Regions from separate parts of the Homo sapiens genome. Here region 2 is linked to region 1. A link is an interaction called in ENCODE POLR2A ChIA-PET data of the cell type or tissue named here. Cell type or tissue: PC-9. All regions are shown on one strand. Each heading gives the region's core, and the rest is flanking DNA. Links, peaks and the distances in the headings are about the cores only.

What was found. ChIA-PET counts read pairs that join two places held together with the same protein. Peaks named below come from ENCODE experiments on the same cell type or tissue, not always from the same donor. Only the 100,000 strongest peaks of a DNase experiment are listed, where the experiment ranks them.
Region 2: POLR2A ChIA-PET joins it to region 1 with 5 read pairs; 2 of 35 experiments call an interaction of 5 or more read pairs at or near these places.

Annotation. Positions count from the first base shown.
Region 1 is chr2:223,525,963-223,531,346 of GRCh38, forward strand. LOC105373907 (a long non-coding RNA gene) reads left to right here. Exons shown (of 5, transcript NR_187973.1): 5 at 2,106-3,130. Among named protein-coding and RNA genes, the nearest start is that of SCG2, 74 kb to the right of the region's middle. In PC-9, for the core only: a CTCF peak has its summit at 334; a DNase peak (open chromatin) is centred at 379.
Region 2 is chr2:223,457,781-223,463,164 of GRCh38, forward strand. No RefSeq gene overlaps it. Among named protein-coding and RNA genes, the nearest start is that of SCG2, 140 kb to the right of the region's middle. In PC-9, for the core only: CTCF peaks have their summits at 1,744 (motif pointing right) and 1,943; a DNase peak (open chromatin) is centred at 3,201; H3K27ac peaks cover 1,000 bases.

The sequences.
Region 1 (5,384 bases), core at 59-5,058:
CAAAGTCTTGAGATGTGAGGATTCCTACCCACTGATGTTTGGTGTCTGTCATAAGGTAGGCACTGAAGGCATCCCCTCAACACACATCCAGAGTGCAGGTATTCCCCTCCCCTAACTTTCCTGCCAAGAGTCTCAATTTACCAGCAAAGAAGTTCAACCTGGGCCACATGGCTGATTCATGATAAGAAGTGTTCTTCAGGAAGAAGCCTCTCCCTACTGTTATTCAGTGATGTGAAATTATAAAACTGGAATCCAAGAAATCATGAGTGGCAAGACCCAGTGTATAAATCAGTCCCTGACTTCCATATCTGTGCTTTCCATAAGATGTCACCAGCTCTCTTGTTGCCTGACATTTAACACTCACAGAGCAATGAGTCAGACAGGCTGGAATAAAACATCAGGCACCTGGGTTTCCTTGTTAACTGCCTGGTAATCATTTGAAACACCACCTCCAGTACCAAGAAACAACAGTCCCTGATGGTGGAAGAATTGGGGCACAAAATCTTGGTATGGAGCATTATGTTAAAATCCCAGCCTTCTATCCCCATATGAACAGTGACCTTAAAAAGAAAATCATGAGATTGAGTCATTATTAACATCCAAGTCTTGTAAACTCTTATTTATTAAAAAGAAAATCATGAGATTGAGTCCTTATTGGCATCCAAGTCTTATAAACTCTTAATTATACTTTAAATTCTAAGTCCAGCAGCTTAATCACCTGTTTTTAGATTTAGCTGTTGGCTACTGAGAGCTTAGAGATTGTGTGGTTTGTTCAGGCAGCCCTAGTAGATTAAATGCCACTTATCATCAGAGAAAGATTGAGAGAGGTACAAAAAAAAAAAAAGGAGAGAGAGAGATTGGAAAGAGAAGTAATTGTTGTTTGAGCTTACTATTTATATTTCCTGACATTAATTGGTAGCACCATAGAAAGTACCAAAAAGTCAACCATGTACTGATGTTAGAAATATAATTTCCAAGTGTAAGTACCACAGTATTCTGGATATCTTGTGTTTCACTTGACGTCTTCAGAATTATGCAAGTGATTAACAAAAAAGCCCAATAATATACCCATCTTTTAGTCCATTAGTTTTTGTTTTCAAGTATCAGTTATTAAGCGCTCACTACATGCCTAGTACTGTGGTGAGAAATTTACTTCCATAATCTTACCTAATCCTCACAACAATTATTTAAGATAAGTATTATTATCTCATTTTTTTTTTTTTGAGACAGAGTCTCGCTCTGTTGCCCAGGCTGGAGTTCAGTGGCGTGATCTTGGCTCACTGCAAGCTCTGCCTCCTGAGTTCACACCATTCTCCTGCCTCAGCCTCCCGAATAGTTGGGACTACAGGCACCCGCCACCACACCCGGCTAATTTTTTTTTGTATTTTTTTAGTAGAGATGGGGTTTTTCACCGTGTTAGCCAGGATGGTCTCGATCTCCTGACCTCATGATCCGCCTGCCTCGGCCTCCCAAAGTGCTGGGATTACAGGCGTGAGCCACTGCGCCCGGCCTATTATCAGATTTTTTTTTTATTATACTTTAAGTTTTAGGGTACATGTGCACAATGTGCAGGTTTGTTACATATGCATACATGTGCCATGTTGGTGTGCTGCACCCATTAACTCATCATTTAGCATTAGATATATCTCCTAATGCTATCCCTCCCCCGAAAATGTGGCACATATACACCATGGAATACTATGCAGCCATAAAAAGTGATGAGTTCATGTTCTTTGTAGGGACATGGATGAAGCTGGAAACCATCATTCTCAGCAAACTATCGCAAGGACAAAAAACCAAACACCACATGTTCTCACTTATAGGTGGGAATTGAACAATGAGAACACATGGACACAGGAAGGGGAACATCATACACCAGGGACTATTATCTGATTTTAAAGGAGAAAAGTGAGACAACTTTCTGATCTCACACAGTAATTAGGAATTTAAACTCAGAGTTGTCAGATGCCAGAGGCTACCCTCTAAAGCAGTACACTAGACATCTACCCCAAGATGAACCTGATATTGATAGAATCTCAGTTATTGCATTCTGGCATTATTGATTATCTTTGTAAACACTTATTATTTTCACTGCTTTTTCCTAGTTATTAAAGAAAATCTTGATGCTAATGAAGAACACTGCACTCCAATTCGTCACTGAATTAATTTCCTGAGTAAGGAGGAGAAGGCGGTATTATTTTCAGGACAAAGATTAGCTTCATCGCTGCCAAAAGCTTGGTGTTACACTAGGATGTTAACGATGTGTCATTTTGGAAGTGAATCACGGACATAATCAAATTCCACTTCTGGCAGCAGAGAAGAGAATACAGCTGTGTATAACTCTGAGCTGGTTCTCTTATTCACATACACCATCTGCTTTCTGTTGCTTTAGATAAAATTTTTTATTTCAGGATTTAAAAATGCTTTAAATTCAATAATTATCTAACTAGTGAATCATGTGAAAAAAAAACAAGATAGAGACAGCATAATGCTTTGTCTTCTAGTCTCTTCTTGTCTAATGGTATTTCAGTAATGAGGTCTAGATACATGGTGACATAGCAGGTATTCCTTTTAATTATCAGCCTGAGACAGAATAAGAATGGGACTTTCCCCCAACCATGTCCCATCAAGGACTGCAAGCTGGTGAGGGGAAGGGCTCCTGGCCAGCAGAGACCCCAATCAGATCATTCAGACCCTGCATCATAATCTTGTGCATGGTGCCATAGCCACTGACTACAGGAAATTGAAGAAGCTAAAATAAGCAATTCCCACCATAAATCTTACTCAAGAGAGTCCACCCTAACTCCCACATATGCACAAGACCAGGAGATGACCAACCCTTAACCTCAGCTTCATTACTAAAAATCACATACTAAAAATCACACCCAGGGGTAGAGACTTAACATGCAAATGAGACATGCAACATATGAAGAAGCATGTTATCAAACTGCCCAAGTGCTAACAGTTCCCTGCCTCTGCATACCCAAACACCATTCCTTTCCCTCTGCAGCCCTTTTAAAACTGTCTTTTCATCTCCCTCTGGGGAGCCAGCCAGAAAATTCTCTCTCTCTGTTGCTGCCTCCTTTATGCCCTGGTGTAAGTTCCAATAAAGACTTGTCTGGGCAAACTCTTTGGGCCTCATGTCAACTTATATTGCATTGAAGGTCCAAGAACCCAGGGTCAGTAACAAGCCAGCCTTTAGAGTCAGTTGCTCTGGCAAGACCAGGCATTTTGGGGAAGACCTTAACTCTTCCAGTTCAGTCCTGGCAACTCCTTGGGATATTCACATAAATGGTTCAATGCACTGAGCACAGAGACAGCTTGAGCCAGGGGGTCTTTGCCCTGGCCAGCTGTAAGGTTATAAGTCACAGTTCAAAGTGAGTGTGAGACTCTCTCAAGCCAAAGTTGGTTTTATCCAATCAAGAAGAACCTTCAATGGAGATCTCTGGTCTCTACCAAGATAAATTCAGGTCATTCAGAGCAGTCCAGCAATTTCAGGAGCAAAAATAATCAGGCTAGCTCTAGTTCCTAAAAGACGTGAACTTCTGCAAGGTATTTCATCTCTCTGGGTCCTGATTGCTCATCAGTGAAATGAAAAAAAATACCTTCCTAAACCTCTTATGAATTTAGGAGGCCAAGATGAAATAATAAGCGGGAAACACCTTTGAAAGTGCTTTATTCCAGGTGGTGGTGACATCATTAGTATTGTCTATTTGCTGCTGATGACCATCCCCTTACAGGCGATCCCTGGACAGCTGTGGATTTTGAAAGTTCATTATATTCTCCCAAGGTTGCAAATTCAGGTAAAGAACCAATATGCATTAACTGGTCACAGGCAAAGAATCTTTGTGGGCAGCAGCTTTCAATCTTTTCACCACTCCGACGTGTGTATCAGATGACTTTTACATTTTACACATAGCTAGATTCCTATAGATATAAAACAGCAACCTAGTTGTACACACATGCCTTTCTTTCCCACTTCAAAAAGTAAGTGGGTGAAAATGAATCCATCTGTGATATTGTGAAATATATATTTGGTCTTCTTTCTTATTTCCTGGCATAGAACTTCTAAAATCCTTGGAATCCCTCAAGTGCTATCTTTTTGTATGCTAATGGTGACTGACAGCTTTAAGATGAGGGCTGGTCACAGGAAAAACAAAAATATGAATGGGGGGTGGGACTGACAGTCCCCTCCCCAATCTCTCTTCTGGGGATAGGGGAGGAGCTGAAAGTCAAGTTGGTCACCTATGGCCAATGGTTTAATCAATGCCTAATGAATCCTCTTTAAGAACTCAAGAGAACAGGGTTCAGAGAGCTTCCAAATAGCTGAACACGTGGAGGTTATTGGAGGGTGGCGCTTCCAGGGAGGACACGGAAGCTCCTTAACATACTCTTTCACTTCTACTGAGAGAGGCAGGATGCAGAGAAATCCTAGGCAGACAGGGGCAGATCCCTGGTGAAACCCCACCTTCAAGCTGAAAAGCCTGAAACCCGTGGCCCAAAGTGAGAACTTCTATCACTGTTTGCCTGCTGTCTCCTGATTGGCTCTTTCCAAATGATGTCTTTTTACCAATCAAACGTTGTCTTTTCCAAAACTACCTAAGGCCTTCCCCATTCCCCATCCTGTGCTTATAAAGACCCCAAATTCAGTCAGTAGAGAGACAGAAGCCACTTGACTGGAGAGAGGTAACTTGACTTCAGAGGGGCAACTGTACTTCGGAGGAGAGATGGTTTAACTTTGGAGAGGTGGCTTGATGTCAGGGAAGAGCCAGCCAGAGCCAGCTGGACTTTGGGGAAAGATTACCTGCCCACCCCATCCTCTCTCCAGCTCTCCTCTCCTCTGAAAGCCATTTCCATTGCTTAATAAAATTCTCCACCTTCACCATCCTTCAAGTGTTCCAGCAACCTCATTCTTCTTGGACACTGGACAAGAGCTCAGGACCCACCAAGTTCAGGTACCAAAAAAAGGAAGTCGCACTGGCCCTTTGCCCTCACTGGCAGAGGCCAGCTGCCTCACGTGATGAGGCAAGGGGCCCACTGAGCTGGTAACACACTGCTGTCCACAGATGGTGGAGCTAAGAGAACATTGTACATGTGCTCTGGGGTTTCGGGGGTTGCAGACACCTCCACCTGGGTGCCACCATGGGGCCTGCATGGAGCTTGCTTCTGCTGGTGCCCAAAGCAGCCAGCTAGATCCCACACTCACTCACGAGCTCCCTCCTACAAGAGGTTGAGCATGATGGGCCATATAGATGGGGTATCCCCATCACAAGTCCAATAAAGGGGTTGAGAAAAATCATGCATTACTACCTCTCCGTGTGCAACACTTCATCTATATCCTTTGTAATATCCTCTATAATAAAACAGTAAAACATAAGCATTTG
Region 2 (5,384 bases), core at 105-5,104, 68 kb before region 1:
TAATGGGGCAGTGCTCCTCATGTAGGATGGCCAAGGAAGGGTCCTCTTACAAAGTGGCAATAGCAGTACAGTTATTGTTATTTGGATGTGAATTTCAGAGTCAAGAAGGGGTAGCCGTGGAGAGGAATGGTTCTGGGATATTGCTGGTGGGCCCCTGCTTGAGTCATGGGAGGACACTTGTCAAAAGTATCGATACCTTGGCCTCACCCTAGACCTGCTGCGTTAGACCCTCTGGAGGCAGCTTTAGGATTCTGTGATTTTAATGAGCTCCCCAGGTTATTCTGATGCACAGCCAGCTCTTGCAACCACTGCATTCAGCTTCAAGCCCTGATGGTTTACCTTTCTGATATATATGGTATGATATATAGAAATTTCAAATTATATGCCTCTCAGTCTTTTCCTTACTCTGACAGGAAAAAAAAGGAAAACCACATTTCAATTCTCATCAAAAGGACTTTATCTTTTTCCCATAATTCTGACAGAATATGATTCCTTATATGTCTGTCTTAGTTTGATGGAATCGACTTTAAGTCTTCAAGTCATAATAATATGAAAGACAGGTGTTTTTTATTTGTTTGTCTTATTTTGACAGGATCAAACTGTAACTTCAAGAATATTATTTTGAGAAAGAAACATCGTGGTAGCCAGAATGTTTTTGCTGTTAGAATTTTTAAAAAATGAAGATCATTTATTGAATGCTTCATGTATGCACAATCATGCTGCAAAGTAATATATACTCCTCATTGAAATTTAATTTTCACAAAAATATTGGTGCCTTAAAATTTTTACTCTTTCCTTTCAATGATAGCCTAAAAACTTTTATTTTAATAACTACATTAATGAATAAATTAAAAAATTTAACCCAAGAAGCTGTAAAGAAGAATAGATTCTTGAGTAATTGTGAATTCATAGTCTTCATTCTAGTTATTTTATATATGTGAAAACTGAGTGATAAAACCTGCATTCAAGGCTTTAAATTTAGAACTAAAAAGGAAAGCTGCTGCCCAGAGGAAGGACTTACTATAGATAATTACTTTATAAGGTAGCCTCTATTCGATGTTCCAATTTCATATTTTTTAAAGCCAAATATAAAGTATGTATCACATCTAAGCCTCTTTGCAATTCTGTATAAAAATACTTTTTTAATTAAAATGCGGAGAGATGGTATACAAAGCAGACTGATCACATTTGTTTTTCTCTACTCCATTCCAGAACCTCCTTCTATAACAGCAAAACTATATAATGTATACAATTTTACGCCTTTATACAAAGTCAAGAGAACAGGGTAAAATCCTGCTTGCTGCACATAACGGAAGAAAAGTTAATACCAACGAATCCCTCCTCCAACTACCACAAAGACAAGAAGGATATGCCAATTCACCATAAACTACAATGATGGTGGAGAATAGGTCAGTTTCTCAGCATTGCAGCTTCAGCCCACAAGATTCCTGTATTTCCCCATATGGGACACTCAATGAGAGAGTGAGTGAATGAGAGAGAGGCACTAGATGACAAAACATTTACCCCTGGATTTTTGAGTCACCTTTTTACTTCAAATCCCAGATGACTCTAGCCAAATAAAAGGATAAATATTCTGTGTTGACCTATTTCCCTCAACCAGAGCCTGGGAAAGAATCTAAAATGGTAATTTGGAGGATGCCTCTTGCTGACAACCGAATGATCCTTTAAATTCAATCAGGTCTTTTAGTTATTAAACAATAACATTTGTTTATTATTATTGTTAAATTCACCACCAGAGGGAGCTCATCTTTTCCTGTCATCTAGAGACCAATAGACTACAAAGTAACGACTGTTCTCCTAATTTCAGTATTAAAATATATAATTTTTGCCTGGGATAAATGTTGGAATGTGTGTTTACATTGAGCTATTCTAGTTGTCTCAGAAAGCAGCAGAGAAACTTCAATCAACCACAAATTTGTTCTCCAATTTATTACCTCCTCACAACTTTCCCCAATGAAAAGAGAAAAATAAATCTACCTAGAGAATTACATTTTCCTCATGTACGCCTCTGGAATTTACCACACTTTTCTAATGAAGCATCACTTCAGAATTTTCTAGGCTCTCTGAGTCAAAGCACAGCAGAAGGATCTTTGGAGAAAAACGATTGGCTGCTTGATGTTTGCTAAGTCATTTGAAAGTCTAAGATATCTCAAATGGAAATCTCCATCTGTGGTGACATAAAATACATCTATATTTAATGTTAATAGTCACTAATATTAAGTGTAAATAAGCAGAGAGAAAGATCGTAGGACCCTTATTCACCAAATGGATGTAATCCATAACTAATTTTAAAAAATGAAGTCAATCTTTTGGTAGGGAAGTGAATGATCTCTGAAGGTAAACTAAAATCAAGTCCTAGAAGATGATATTTTAGTTTTCTTTTAGCATCTGCTTGTCAAAAGCAAGAATTTGATTTATTTAAGTCCTTTTTACTGCTAGTAGCAAATATATGCTTTTTAGGAAGCAGGACCATTTTTATATTTTTGAAACTCAGTGAGTCTGCTATACCTGTAAATATTTGAATACTATAAATGACTAGTGCTGAGGAGAAGGATATAGTGTTTCATTAAGTATTTGCTCCATTTTTAAAGAGCCCGTGACCATGGCAACCAGGTGCTGCCAACTGACCCCAATGGCAGCCACACTTGCTGCTTTATCTCAATTGCTACTGGGAGCACACAAGCTTTATAGATTTATTGAATCACATTAGATTATAGGCAATTTTTAAGTGGTTCAAAAGGAGAGGAATAGCTTGTTTTTAATCTAAAGAAGTAGAATTGTTATGCATGCATTATTTCCTGCAGGTAATATTCATACACAATTTAAGGATTTTAAGAAACAAACGAAAGAGATTTGTGGACGAATACGGCAGACAGATCATATGTGCTTATTCTTTGCTCCACCCCAGCACCTCTTTCAATACCAGTTAAAGGACATAAGGTAATAATTTTATGCCTGTCTACAAAGACAAGAGTGCAGGAGAAGAGAAGAGGGAAGGCCAGATTGTCAACAGAATTTTGGAAGTTGGAAAATAGATGGATGAGTCATAACTCATTTACAGAGCAGAAATGTTGAAACCAAACTGTCTGTTGGGGGTGGAGGAAATGACAATAACAAGCAAGCTGATTCATGCCATAGACCCTCAAAGGCACAGTGATAAGAGGGGTTAGAATCTTCTGAATAAGCCTAGGATGTGGAGCTGGGAACACAAGACCTAGTTGATTGAGCACTCACACCCCTAAATTTGCACCCCCAGACACTGAGTAAGGTAACTTTCCTGGAGAGGCAAGCTGAGGGAGCAGTGTATCATAGGGCTGAAAACAAGGGTAATGAGTGGAAATCTGGATACCAAAGAGCCAGGCAGTCAGCTTCCTGCCCCACCCAGCTCTCAAGCCCTGGACTGGATATTGGCTGATTCTTCTTGAGATATAGGCAAGACACTGCTTTCTTATTAATCTCATACTAGTATTAGACTTTTAAACTATATATACATATTTATCACTAAAAAATAATAATAAATTATTAATAGCAGGAAAAAACTGATTTGAATCAGTGCCCCAAGCCATAGAGATTACATATGTGGTATATAGTGAAAAATTTTAACGTGCATGTCGCTACTCAGTTATGCCAAGTGACAGCTTGTTGTTGGACTTATTCTGTTGCCTTGGAATTGGACATAGAGAGCCAAAGTGAGGCTTGAAATACTGAAAGTAACTGCATCCTAAAAAGAGCTGCAAAAAATGAAGATGAGACAACCTCTCCAGAGCTTATAAAGATGTAAACAGATACTGCTACCCCCAGCCACTATGTCCAATACCTATCTTCTTCCTCTCCAATCTCTTGATATGGTTTGGATCTATGTCCCTACCAAATCTCATGTTGACCTGTAATCCCCAGTCTTTGAGGTGGGGCCTAGTGGGAGGTGATTAGATCATGGGGGTGGACTTCTCATGAATGGTTTAGTACCATGCCTCCTTGGTAATGTATAGTGAGTGAGTTCTCACCAGATCTGGTTGTTTAAAAGTGTGTGACACCTCCTTCCACCATCTCTCTCTTCCTCCTTTCCAGCCATGTGAAGCGCTGGCTCCCTCTTTGCCTTCTGCCATGATTGCAAGTTTCCCGAAGCCTCCTCGGTAGCCAAGCAGATGCCAGCATCATGCTTCCTGTACATTCGGTGGAACTGTGAGCCAATTAAAGCTCTTTTTTAAATAAATTATCCAGTCTCAGGTATTTATGTATAGCAATGCAAGAACAAACTAATATGGAAAATTGGTACTGAGGAGTGGGGCATTATTATAATGATACCTGAAAATGTGGAAGCAGCTTTGAAACTGGATAATGGGCAGGCAGAGGTTGGAACGGTTTGGAGGGCTCAGAAGAAGACAGGAAGTTGAGGAAAAGTTTAGAACTTCCAAAAGACTTGTTGAATGGTTGTAACTAAAATGTTGATAGTGATATGGAGAGTGAAGTTGAGGCTGAGGAGGTCTCAGATGGAAATGAGGAACTTATTGGGAACTGGAGTAAAGGTCACTTTTGCTATGCTTTAGCAAAGAGTCTAGTTGCTGTCAGGCCTCTGAGCCCAAGCTAAGCCATCATAACCCCTGTGACCTGCACGTATACATCCAGATGGCCTGAAACAACTGAAGAACCACAAAAGAAGTGAAACAGCCAGTTCCTGCCTTAACTGATGACATTCCACCATTGTGATTTGTTCCTGCCCCACCCTAACTGATCAATGGACCTTGTGACATTCCTTCTCCTGGACAATGAGTCTCAGGAGCTCCCCACCAAGCACCTTGTGACCCCCGCCCCTGCCCGCAAGAGAAAACCACCTTTAACTGTAATTTTCCACTACCTACCCAAATCCTATAAAACTGGCCCACCCCACCTCCCTTTGCTGACTCCTTTTTCAGACTCAGTCCACCTGCACTCAGGTGATTAAAAAGCTTTATTGCTCACACAAAGCCTGTTTGGTGGTCTCTTCACATGGATGCACGTAAGAGTTGCATTATGCCCCTGCTCTAGGGATCTGTAGAACTTTAAACTTGAGAGTAATGATTAAGGGTTTTTGGCAGAAGAAATTTTAAGCAACAAAACATTCAGGATAGCCTGGCTACTTCTAACAACCTATGCTTATATGTGTGAACAAAGAAATGACCTGAAACTGGAACTTATATTTAAAAGAAAAGAAGAGCATAAAAGATTGGAAAATTTGCAGCCTGGCCATGTGATAGCAAAGAAAATGCCATTTTCAAGGGAGCAGTTCAAGCAGGCTGCAGAAATTTTCATAAGTAAAAGAGGAGCCAAGTGCTAATAGACAATGGGGAGAAGGCCTTGAAGACATTTCAGAGACCTTCTAGGCA